Regions from separate parts of the Homo sapiens genome. Here region 1 is linked to region 2. The links are chromatin contacts, found by Hi-C or POLR2A ChIA-PET in ENCODE. All regions are on one chromosome and are shown on one strand. Each heading gives the region's core, a stretch centred on a gene start or an enhancer-like site at or near the end of the contact. The rest is flanking DNA. Distances are from core to core; before and after follow the strand shown.

Region 1 (4,650 bases), core at 1,134-3,633, 97 kb after region 2:
GTTCCTTCAACCTCTGCCTCCCGGGTTCAAGCGATTCTCCTGCCTCAGCCTCCCGAATAGCTGGGGTTACAGGCATGCGCCACCAGGCCCAGCTAATTTTTGTATTTTTAGTAGAGACGGGGTTTCACCATGTTGGTCAGGCTGGTCTCGAACTCCTGACCTCGTGATCCACCCGCCTCGGCCTCCCAAAGTGCTGAGATTACAGACATGAGCCACCACGCCCGGCCGGGTCACCTCTTGTATTACAGTGGTATTCTTTATTTTTTTATTTTTTTAAGAGACAGGGTCTTGCTTTGTCACTTGGGCTGGAGTGCAGTTGGTATGATCATAGCTCACTGCAGCCTCAAACTCCTGGACTCAAGTGATTCTCCAGTGCAGTGGTATTCTTTACCTGAACCAGTGTACATTGTGAAGCTCTGGAGCCCCTGCTTTCTCCACTTGTTACACTTGTTAGCCTTTCTTTTTCTTTCTTTTTTTTTTTTTTTGAGACGGAGTCTCGCCCTGTGGCCCAGGCTGGAGTGCATTGGTGCGATCTCAGCTCACTGCAACCTCTGCCTCCCGGGTTCAAGCAGTTCTCTGCCTCAGCCTCCAGAGTAGCTGGGATTACAGGCACCCGCCACCACTCCTGGCTAATTTTTGTATTTTTAGTAGAGACGGGGTTTCACCATCTTGGTCAGGCTGGTCTTGAACTCCCAACCTCATGACCCACCTGCCTCGGCCTCCCAAAGTGTTGGGATTACAGGCGTGAGCCACTGCACCTGGCCTAGCCTTTCTTAATCGTGTCCCTCATCAATGAAATGGTAGAAAGCCAATCTGTTTTACAGGTGTGGTAGAAGGGAAAAATGAAGAGACCTCTGTACAAGCCTTTGCAGAGGTCTTGGGACTCAGTGGTGAGCTCCCTGCCACCACCTCCTGTGCCCTTGCAGGAGTAGGAGATCTATAGTCTTGGAGAATAAGGGTGATACCCCAATACCCCAAGCCTGGTTAGGGAAATTGATGACCCTTATTGGAGCCTGTGGGGAGGTAGTTGGGAAATTGTTAGTAGCTTCATGTTGGCATTTTCTTTTTTGAAACAGAATCTTGCTCTCTCCTCCAGGTTGGAGTGCAGTGGCATGATCTTGGCCCACTGCAACCTCTGGCTCCCAGGCTTAAGCGATCCTCCCACCTCAGCATTCCCAAGTAGCTGGTACTACAGACGCATGCCACCAGGCCCAGCTAATTTTTGTATTTTGTGTAAGAGACAGGGTTTCACCATGTCTCCCAGGCTGGTCTTGATCTCCTGGGCTCAAGTGATCCACCTGCCTCAGCCTCCCAAAGGGCTAGGATTACAGGTGTGAGCCACCGTGCTTGCCTTTGTTGACTCTTTATTGAACATCTACTCTCCCTGCAGAAACTGCAGGATAAGCCACCCTTAGAACCAATTTAACTGGCCTTTTTGGGGCTTGGACCTTCCTCATGGGATTGCTGGGTTAATGTTGAGCCTGTCTCTGGGCTATAGGCTCTCAGAGAACAAGAGTGCATCTGCAATGACTAGTGCTGCACCTGTCATACAGGTTTGTAGAAAATATTTAAGCTGTGAATGAACAAAAGGACCTTATCAGCTATTTTCTTTCAATTCTTTTTGGTTTTTCTGTGATCCTATTCTTGAGACTTTTATCCCTCCCACCCCTCTGTACAGCAGATTGCACATATAAAGATGAAATAAATAGATGTCCATTGGGCAAAACAATACAGAGAGGAGGTGACACAGCTGGGGAAGGACAGTCCAGTATCTGATGAAGTGCCAGAAGGGGCTTAGGGGGAGCATGGAATGGAGCTGGAACTGCCAGGTCAGCCACCTCTTCTAGTGAAGCCTCCAGAGAGACGTGAGCTCCAAGTAAGACAACACAAGGAACAAAACATACAACTGAACAGCAACTTCCAAGGGTCTGGAGAGGTCTTCAGAAGGATAGGGAGTGCCCTTAAACTTGCAAGCCCAGATTCTGCCTGTGGGTCATGGTCGTGCCATAGGCAGAAGCCAGTGAGTCAGCCTTGGCGGAGCTTTTTCTGTGGCTTTTCCCACTCACAGCTCTGTGCCCTTCTGGTGCAGCTCCAGCCCTTGTTTTCCAGCTTCATAGCCTGGTTGTCACATAAATGGCTGCACTGGCTTACAGGTGTCTGTGTATAACCTATTGCTAGAATGTCCATTCCTTGAGGCTAGGGGCCCTGTCTGTCCCTCTCTTCACTTTCATAGCCCCAGTGCCCCATAGGGCTGCTCCTGATGGGCAAATAGGAAGTGGTTGTTGAGCCTCTAGGCCAGTCGTGACAGTGACCTGAGGGGACTTGAGCCCTCAGTCATCTGCTCAGGAGTTCAGGGCTTTCTCAACAGCAGCTGACGTGCGGCAGGCATGCTATGCCAAGCCCTGTTGCAGGAGTTGACAGATGTTGACTCATCCCCTCTTCATGCTTTCTTTGTCAGTAGATGTACATGTTACTCACATTTATAAGATGAGGAAAATGAGACCTAGAGGAGAGGCCACTGCTGCTTAGAGTTACTCTACATGTTGTAAATCAGGGGTGTCCAGTCTTTTGGCTTCCCTGGGCCATGTAGGAAGAAGAATTGTTTTGGGCCACACATAAGATACACTAACACTAATGATAGCTGACGAGCTAAAAAAAAAAAATTGCCAAAAAATCTCATAATAAAGTTTACGAAGGCTGGGCGTAGTGGCTCACGCCTATAATCCTAGCACTTTGGGAGGCTAAGGTGGGTGGATTGCTTGAGGTCAGGAGTTTGAGACCAGTCTGGGCAACATGGTGAAACCCCATTTCTACTAAAAATACAAAAATTAGCTGGGCATGGTGGCGGGCACCTGTAGTCCCGGTGGGGAGGCTGAGGCAGGAGAATCGCTTAAACCCGGGAGGCAGAGGTTGCAATGAGCCAAGGTCGCGCCACTGCACTCCAGCCTGGCGACAGAGTGAGACTCAGTCTCAAAAAAAAAAAATATATAGACCAACCTGGCCAAGATAATAAAACCTCGTCTCTACTAAAAATACAAAAATTAGCCAGGCATAGTGGTGCACACCTGTAGTCCCAGCTACTTGGGAGGCTGAGGTAGGAGAATCGCTTGAACCTGAGAGGCGGAGGTTGCAGTGAGTCAAGATCACGCCACTTCACTCTAGCCGGTGACAGAGCAAGACTCTGTCTCAAAACAAACAAAAAAAATTAAAAATAAATAAGTAGGTTGGGCGCGGTGGCTCACACCTGTAATCCCAGCACTTTGGGAGGCTGAGGCGGGCGGATCACCTGAGGTCAGGAGTTCTAGACCAGCCTCAACATGGAGAAACCCTGTCTCTACTAAAAATACAAAATTAGCTGGGCATGGTGGTACATGCCTGTAATCCCAGCTACTCAGGAGGCTGAGGCAGGAGAATTGCTTGAACCTGGGAGGCGGAGGTTGCAGTGAGCCGAGATCACGCCATTGCACTCCAGCCTGGGCAACAAGAGCGAAACTCCGTCTCAATAAATAATAATAATAATAATAATAATAAATAAGTAAATAAATGAATGGTTGCTGAACCACAGCAGGACAAGACAGACAAACCCCTTTTATTTGTTTTTGTTTTTTGGACCCTAACAGCAGAGGAAGAGCCAGCCAGCAAGCCCCTTTTGATCTTTGGCCTCTGCCAACCAGTACCCCCCAGACCTTAACCCCCAGCCCTACCAGGTCCCTTTTGTAAGTGACCCCACATGCCTACCACAGTTGCAGGCCCTGACATCCACCCTGACCAGAGGTCTTCCAGCTATTACTGGTGTTTGTGATGCTGTGGCTGTGGCCAGTCAAGGACCCATGCTGGGCATCCCGAGGTAGGAAGGACCATGACCACGTGATTATCTCCCTGCCACTATCATGGCAGGGCTGTGGGGTACTAGCCTCCTTTAAAGCATTCCTTAGGACAGTAATTTCTGTTAAATATCTGGAGGGCAAACATTTTAAGGAATTTTAATGAATTTTTAAAAATTCAAAATGAAAAATTTAAATCATAAAACCAAATAGAAGAAAGACCCCTATGTCCATATACGCACCACTCTGCTTCAGTGATTATCAACTCTTGTCTCATGTACTTGACCTCCACACAATTATTATTACTATTTTTTGAGAAAGGGTCTTGTTATGTTGCCCAGGCTGGAGTGCAGCAGTACAATCATAGCTCACTGCAGCCAACTCCTGGGCTTAAGTGATCTTCCTGCCTTAGCTTCCCAAGTAGCTGGGACTAAGGGTAGGCGCCACCATGCTGGCTAATTTTCTTATTTTTTTTTTTTTTGGTAGAGACCAGGTCTTGGTTTGTTGCCCAGGCTGGTCTTGAACTCTTGGCCTCAAGTGAGCCTCCTGCCTTTGCCTCCCAAAGTGTTGGATTACAGGCATGAGCCACTACGCCTGGCCATCCCCAGTTATTTTGATGCCCAGACTGTTTTAGTGGCTGCCCACTGTCTGTGGATTCTGTTCTTAGTCTTGATCCTTCGTGCAGTGTCTGCACCTGCCTGCCAGTTCCTTGACCTGTGCTCCATCATACCAAGCTGGCAGTGGATCCTCAGACAATCTCAGTTCTTACTCCCTGCTCTGTGTCCAGTTTGTTTGCCTACCTAAAAGATCCTTCCTTTTCGTGGCT
Region 2 (4,825 bases), core at 2,316-4,815:
TTTGCTATTTTTGCTTCCTTGCAGTGTTCCACAGTACCTAATTCAACAGGCTCTCAGCCTCTACTCCCATTCTATTTATTGTGGTAAAATATATAACAAAATTTACCGTTTTAACCTTTTTCTTTCTTTTTTTTTTTTTTTGAAACAGGGTCTCACTCTGTCACCCAGGCTGGAGTACAGTGGTGCCATTGCAGATCACTGCAGCCTCAACCTCCTGGGTTCAAGTGATCCTCCCACCTCAGCCTCCTGAGTAATTAGGATTACAGGCTTAAGCCACCATGCCCAGCCTACTTTAATCATTTTTTAATTTTAATTTTATTTATTTTTTTAAATTTTACTTTAAGTTCTGAGATTCATGTGCAGAACGTGCAGGTTTGTTACATAGGTATACACATGTCATAGTGGTTTGCCGCAGCTGTCAACCCGTCATCTAGGTTTTAAGCCCTGCATGCCTTAGGTATTTCTCCTAATGCTGCCCCTCCCGCAGCCCCCCATCCTCAGACAGGCCCCGGTGTGTGATACTCCCCTCCCTGTGTCCATGTGTTCTCATTGCTCAACTGCCACTTATAAGTGAGAACATGCAGTGTTTGGTTTTCTGTTCCTGTGTTAGTTTGCTGAAAATGATGGCTTCCAGCTTCATCCGTGTCCCTGCAAAAGACATGAGTTCATTATTTTTTATGGCTGCATAGTATTCCATGGTGTATATATGCCACATTTTCTTTATCCAGTCTATCACTGATGGGCATTTGGGTTGGTTCCAAGTCTTTGCTATTGTAAATAGTGCTGCAATAAACATATGTGTACAGGTGTCTTTACAGTAGAATGATTTATAATCCTTTGGGTATGTACCCAGTAATGGGATCACTGGGTCAAATGGTATTTCTGGTTCTAGATCCTTGAGGAATCGCCACAATGTCTTCCACAATGGCTGAACTAATTTACACTCCCACCAACAGTGTAAAAGCGTTCCTATTTCTCCACAGCCTTGCCAGCATCTGTTGTTTTCTGACTTTTTAATAATCGCCATTCTAACTGGTGTGAGATGGTATCTCATTGTGGTTTTGATTTGCATGTCTCTAATGACCAGTGATGATGAGCGTTTCTTCATATGTTTGTTGGCTACATAAATATCTTCTTTTGAGAAGTGTCTGTTCATATCCTTTGCCCACTTTTTGATGGGGTTGTTTTTTTCTTGTAAATTTGTTTAAGTTCCTTGTAGATTCTGGATATTAGACCTTTGTCAGATGGGTAGCTTGCAAAAGTTTTCTCCCATTCTGTAGGTTGCCTGTTCACTCTGATGATAGTTTCATTTGCTGTGCAGAAGCTCTTTAGTTTGATTAGATTCCATGCGTCAATTTTGGCTTTTGTTGCCATTGCTTTTGGTGTTTTAGTCATGAAGTCTTTGCCCATGCTTATGTTCTGAATGGTATTGCCTAGGTTTTCTTCTAGGGTTTTTACGGTTTTTGGGTTTTACATTTAAGTCTTTAATCTATTTTGAGTTAATTTTTGTATAAGGTATAAGGAAGGGGTCCAGTTTCTGTTTTCTGCTTGTGGCTAGCCGGTTTTCCCAGCACCATTATTAAACAGGGAATCCTTTTTCCATTTCTTGTTTTTGTCAGGTTTGTCAAAGATCAGATGGTTGTAGATATGTGGTGTTATTTCTGAGGTCCCTGTTCTGTTCCATTGGTCTATATATCTGTTTAAAAATATGGAACACTTTGGCTGGGTGCGGTGGCTCACACCTGTAATCCCAGCACTTTGGGAGGCCGAGGCGGGTGGATCATGAGGTCAGGAGATCAAGACCATGGTGAAACCCCGTCTCTACTAAAAATACAAAAAATTAGCCGGGCGTGGTGGCGGGCGCCTGTAGTCCCAGCTACTCGGGAGGCTGAGGCAGGAGAATGGCATGACCCTCGGAGGCAGAGCTTGCAGTGAGCCGAGATTGTGCTACTGCACTCCAGCCTGGGTGACAGAGCGAGACTCCGTCTCAAAATAAATAAATAAATAAATAATAAAAAATAAAAATAAAAATATGGAACGCTTCACACATTTGCGTGTCACCCTTGGGCAGAGGCCATGAGAAACTTCTATCGTTCTGATTTTAGTATATGTGCTGCCGAAGCGAGCACTATTTTAATCATTTTTAAGTGCACGGTTTAGTGACATTAAGTACATTCACTGCCATCTATTTCTAGAATCTTTTCATCACCCGAAACTGAAACTCTGCATTCCTATTAAACACTAATTCCCATACCTCCCAGCCCGTGGTAACCACGGTTCCACCTTCTGTTTCTACAGAATTTTTTTTCTTTTTTTTTTTTTTTTTTGAGATGGAGTCTTGCTCTGTCGCCCAGGCTGGAGTGCAGTGGCGTGATCTCGGCTCACTGCAACCTCTGCCTCCCGGGTTCAAACGATTCTCCTGCCTCAGCCTCCCAAGTAGCTGGGACTACAGGCACACATCACCATGCCCTGCTAATTTTTTTGTTTTGTTTTGTTTTTGTTCATTTGTTTTCTTTGAGGCAAAGTTTTGCTCGTCACCCAGGCTGGAGTGCAGTGCCGTGGCAGTGGCGCAATCTTGGTTCACCGCTACTCTGTCTCCCGGGTCCAAGTGATTCTCTTCCCTCAGCCTCCCAAGTAGCTAGGATTACAGGCACACACGACCACATACGGCTAATTTTTGTATTTTTGGTAAATTTTGTATTTTTGGTATTTTTGCCAGGCTGGTGTCAAACTCCTGACCTCAGGTGGTTCACTCACCTCCGCCTCCCAAAGTGCTGGGATTACAGGCGTGAGGCACCTCGCCCCGCCTGTCTCTACGAATTTGACTCCTCTAGATACTCCACATACATGGAACTGCACAGTATTTGTCGCTGACTTCTGGCTGTCCTCACCTGGCTATGCCTACTTTGGGGGATAATCTGGGCCTGGGACACCACATCCCCGTAGCAGGCCCCACCGGGCCGCACAAACAGAACTGCGCCGAAGTTCCCCCAGGCTGTTACCCCCACTTGTTTAGGCTCTTCAAAGATGCTACCGGCCGGGCGTGGTGGCTCATGCCTGTAATCCCAGCACTTCGGTGGGCCGAGGTGGTCAGATCACTTGAGGTCAGGAGATCGAGACCAGCCTGGCCAACATGGTGAAACCCCGTCTCTACTAAAAATACAAAAATTAGTCGGGCTTGGTGGTACGCGCTTGTAATCCCAGCTACTCTGTAGGCTAAGGCAGGAGAATCGCTTGAACCTGGGAGGCAGAGGTTGCAGTGAGCCAAGATTGCGCCACTGCACTCCAGCCTGGGCGATAAAGTGGATACTCTGTTTCAAAAGAAAAAAAAAAGGTGGCACCGGCCCGGTGCGGTGGCTCACACCTGTAATCTCAGCACTTTCGGAGGCTGAGATGGAAGGATGTCTTGGGCCCGGGGGATGGAGGCTGCAGTGAGCGGTTATTGAGTGACTGCGTCCAGCCTGGGCCTCAGAGTGAGGCCGTGCCTCAAAAAGAAGAAAAAAAAAAAAAAAAAAAGCAGCAGCTACCCATCCAGCCGCCAGATGGCAGCACGATTCCATGGCCCCCACTAGCCGCTGGCTGCCTGGTGCCGGATGCAGTCCGAAAGGCGGTTCTGAGCTCCAAGGGCCGGCGCCGCGCGTGCCTGCGGTCCCAGCTGCTCGGGAGGCCCAGGCAGGAGAATCGCGTGACCGGGAGTTCTGCGCTGCAGTGCGCTGTGCCGATCCAGGTCCTCACTGAAGCCGGCATCAGTATGGTGGCCTCTGCCACCAGGCCGCCTAGGGAGGGGCGAGGCAGCCCCAGTTGGAAACGGAGCGCGTCAGTAGTGGCATCGCGCCTGGGAATAGCCTCTGCGCTCCAGCCGGGTCGACCTGCCGAGACTCCGCCTCTAAAACCAGCAAATACCGGGAGGCTGAGGGACGAGGACCGCTGGAGCCCGGGAGGCGGAGGTTGCAGTGAGTAGCTGGGATTACAGGCAGGCGCCACCACGCCCGGGTAATTTTTGTGTTATTAGTAGAGACGGGGTTCCACCATGTTGACCAGGCAGGTCTTGAACTCCTGACCTCAAGTGATCCACCCTCCTTGGCCTCCCAAAGTGCTGGGATTACAGGCGTGAGCCATTGCGCCTGGCCAAATAAGTAATTTAAGCAATTTTTTTTGTTTCAGAAAAAAAATTAACTCATAAAGGAGCCCCCCCGACACACACACACACACACACACACACACACACACACACACACACACGGGAAGCAGCAGTGTAATTGGAATGCCCACTGCTGAGGCTCTCGAATGAGTGTCATGTGTGCACATTTTGCCCCTCACAATGCACGTCAGACTATTAATAGGAAGCAGCCGCTGGAATACCTCTGGTGGGGTGTGTGCAGCAGGCAGCTTTGGAATTACGGTATCCCCAATGTGACAGCAGGACAATGGCTTCTTCACTGGCACTGTCCAACCACAGTGCTGTGGTTATGTCTCGAGGTCCATTATTGGGCGAAGGTCACTGCAGACTCAGGGAGGCCCAGGAGCTCACCCCAACCAGCTTCTTTACCAGGTGAGTGACCTCAGCCCTGCAGCTGGACTCATGGAGACAATGACCTCACCCGAAGATAGATGACCCCTGTCCACCGTCCACACAACAACTGAACTGGCCCCAGGTTGACTCCTCTACACCCTGCTTCCTACTGTACCCCTGTCAAAGGCCTTCCTCCCACCCTTCCCACTCCTCTTCCTCCCTGGCAGCCCAACCACCACAAATTCACTAACTTGTTTTCAACTCTTACAGGCTGCCCTCCTAACCCTAGCCCTGACCTCTGCCCTCCTAACC

Evidence for each region. A loop is a pair of places that touch in the nucleus more often than their neighbours do. ChIA-PET counts read pairs that join two places held with the same protein, here RNA polymerase II (POLR2A). Pooled maps may share reads with other maps.
Region 1: POLR2A ChIA-PET joins it to region 2 with 11 read pairs in AG04449. The contact joins two enhancer-like sites. A Hi-C loop is called at or near these places in 1 of 168 maps with a recorded cell type or tissue (naive thymus-derived CD4-positive, alpha-beta T cell) and 6 of 50 pooled maps. POLR2A ChIA-PET finds 5 or more read pairs at or near these places in 15 of 52 experiments (AG04449, AG04450, B cell and 12 more).

What each region holds. Positions count from the first base shown.
Region 1 is chr22:20,512,813-20,517,462 of GRCh38, forward strand. All of the region lies in intron 1 of MED15 (mediator complex subunit 15), which reads left to right. Among named protein-coding and RNA genes, the nearest start is that of MED15, 7.5 kb to the left of the region's middle. Within about 2 kb of position 2,384, at least 6 of the 41 ENCODE cell types and tissues checked have a DNase peak (open chromatin) inside an H3K27ac peak, as active enhancers do.
Region 2 is chr22:20,414,771-20,419,595 of GRCh38, forward strand. It overlaps the pseudogene RNU6-225P. Among named protein-coding and RNA genes, the nearest start is that of SCARF2, 21 kb to the right of the region's middle. Within about 2 kb of position 3,566, at least 6 of the 41 ENCODE cell types and tissues checked have a DNase peak (open chromatin) inside an H3K27ac peak, as active enhancers do.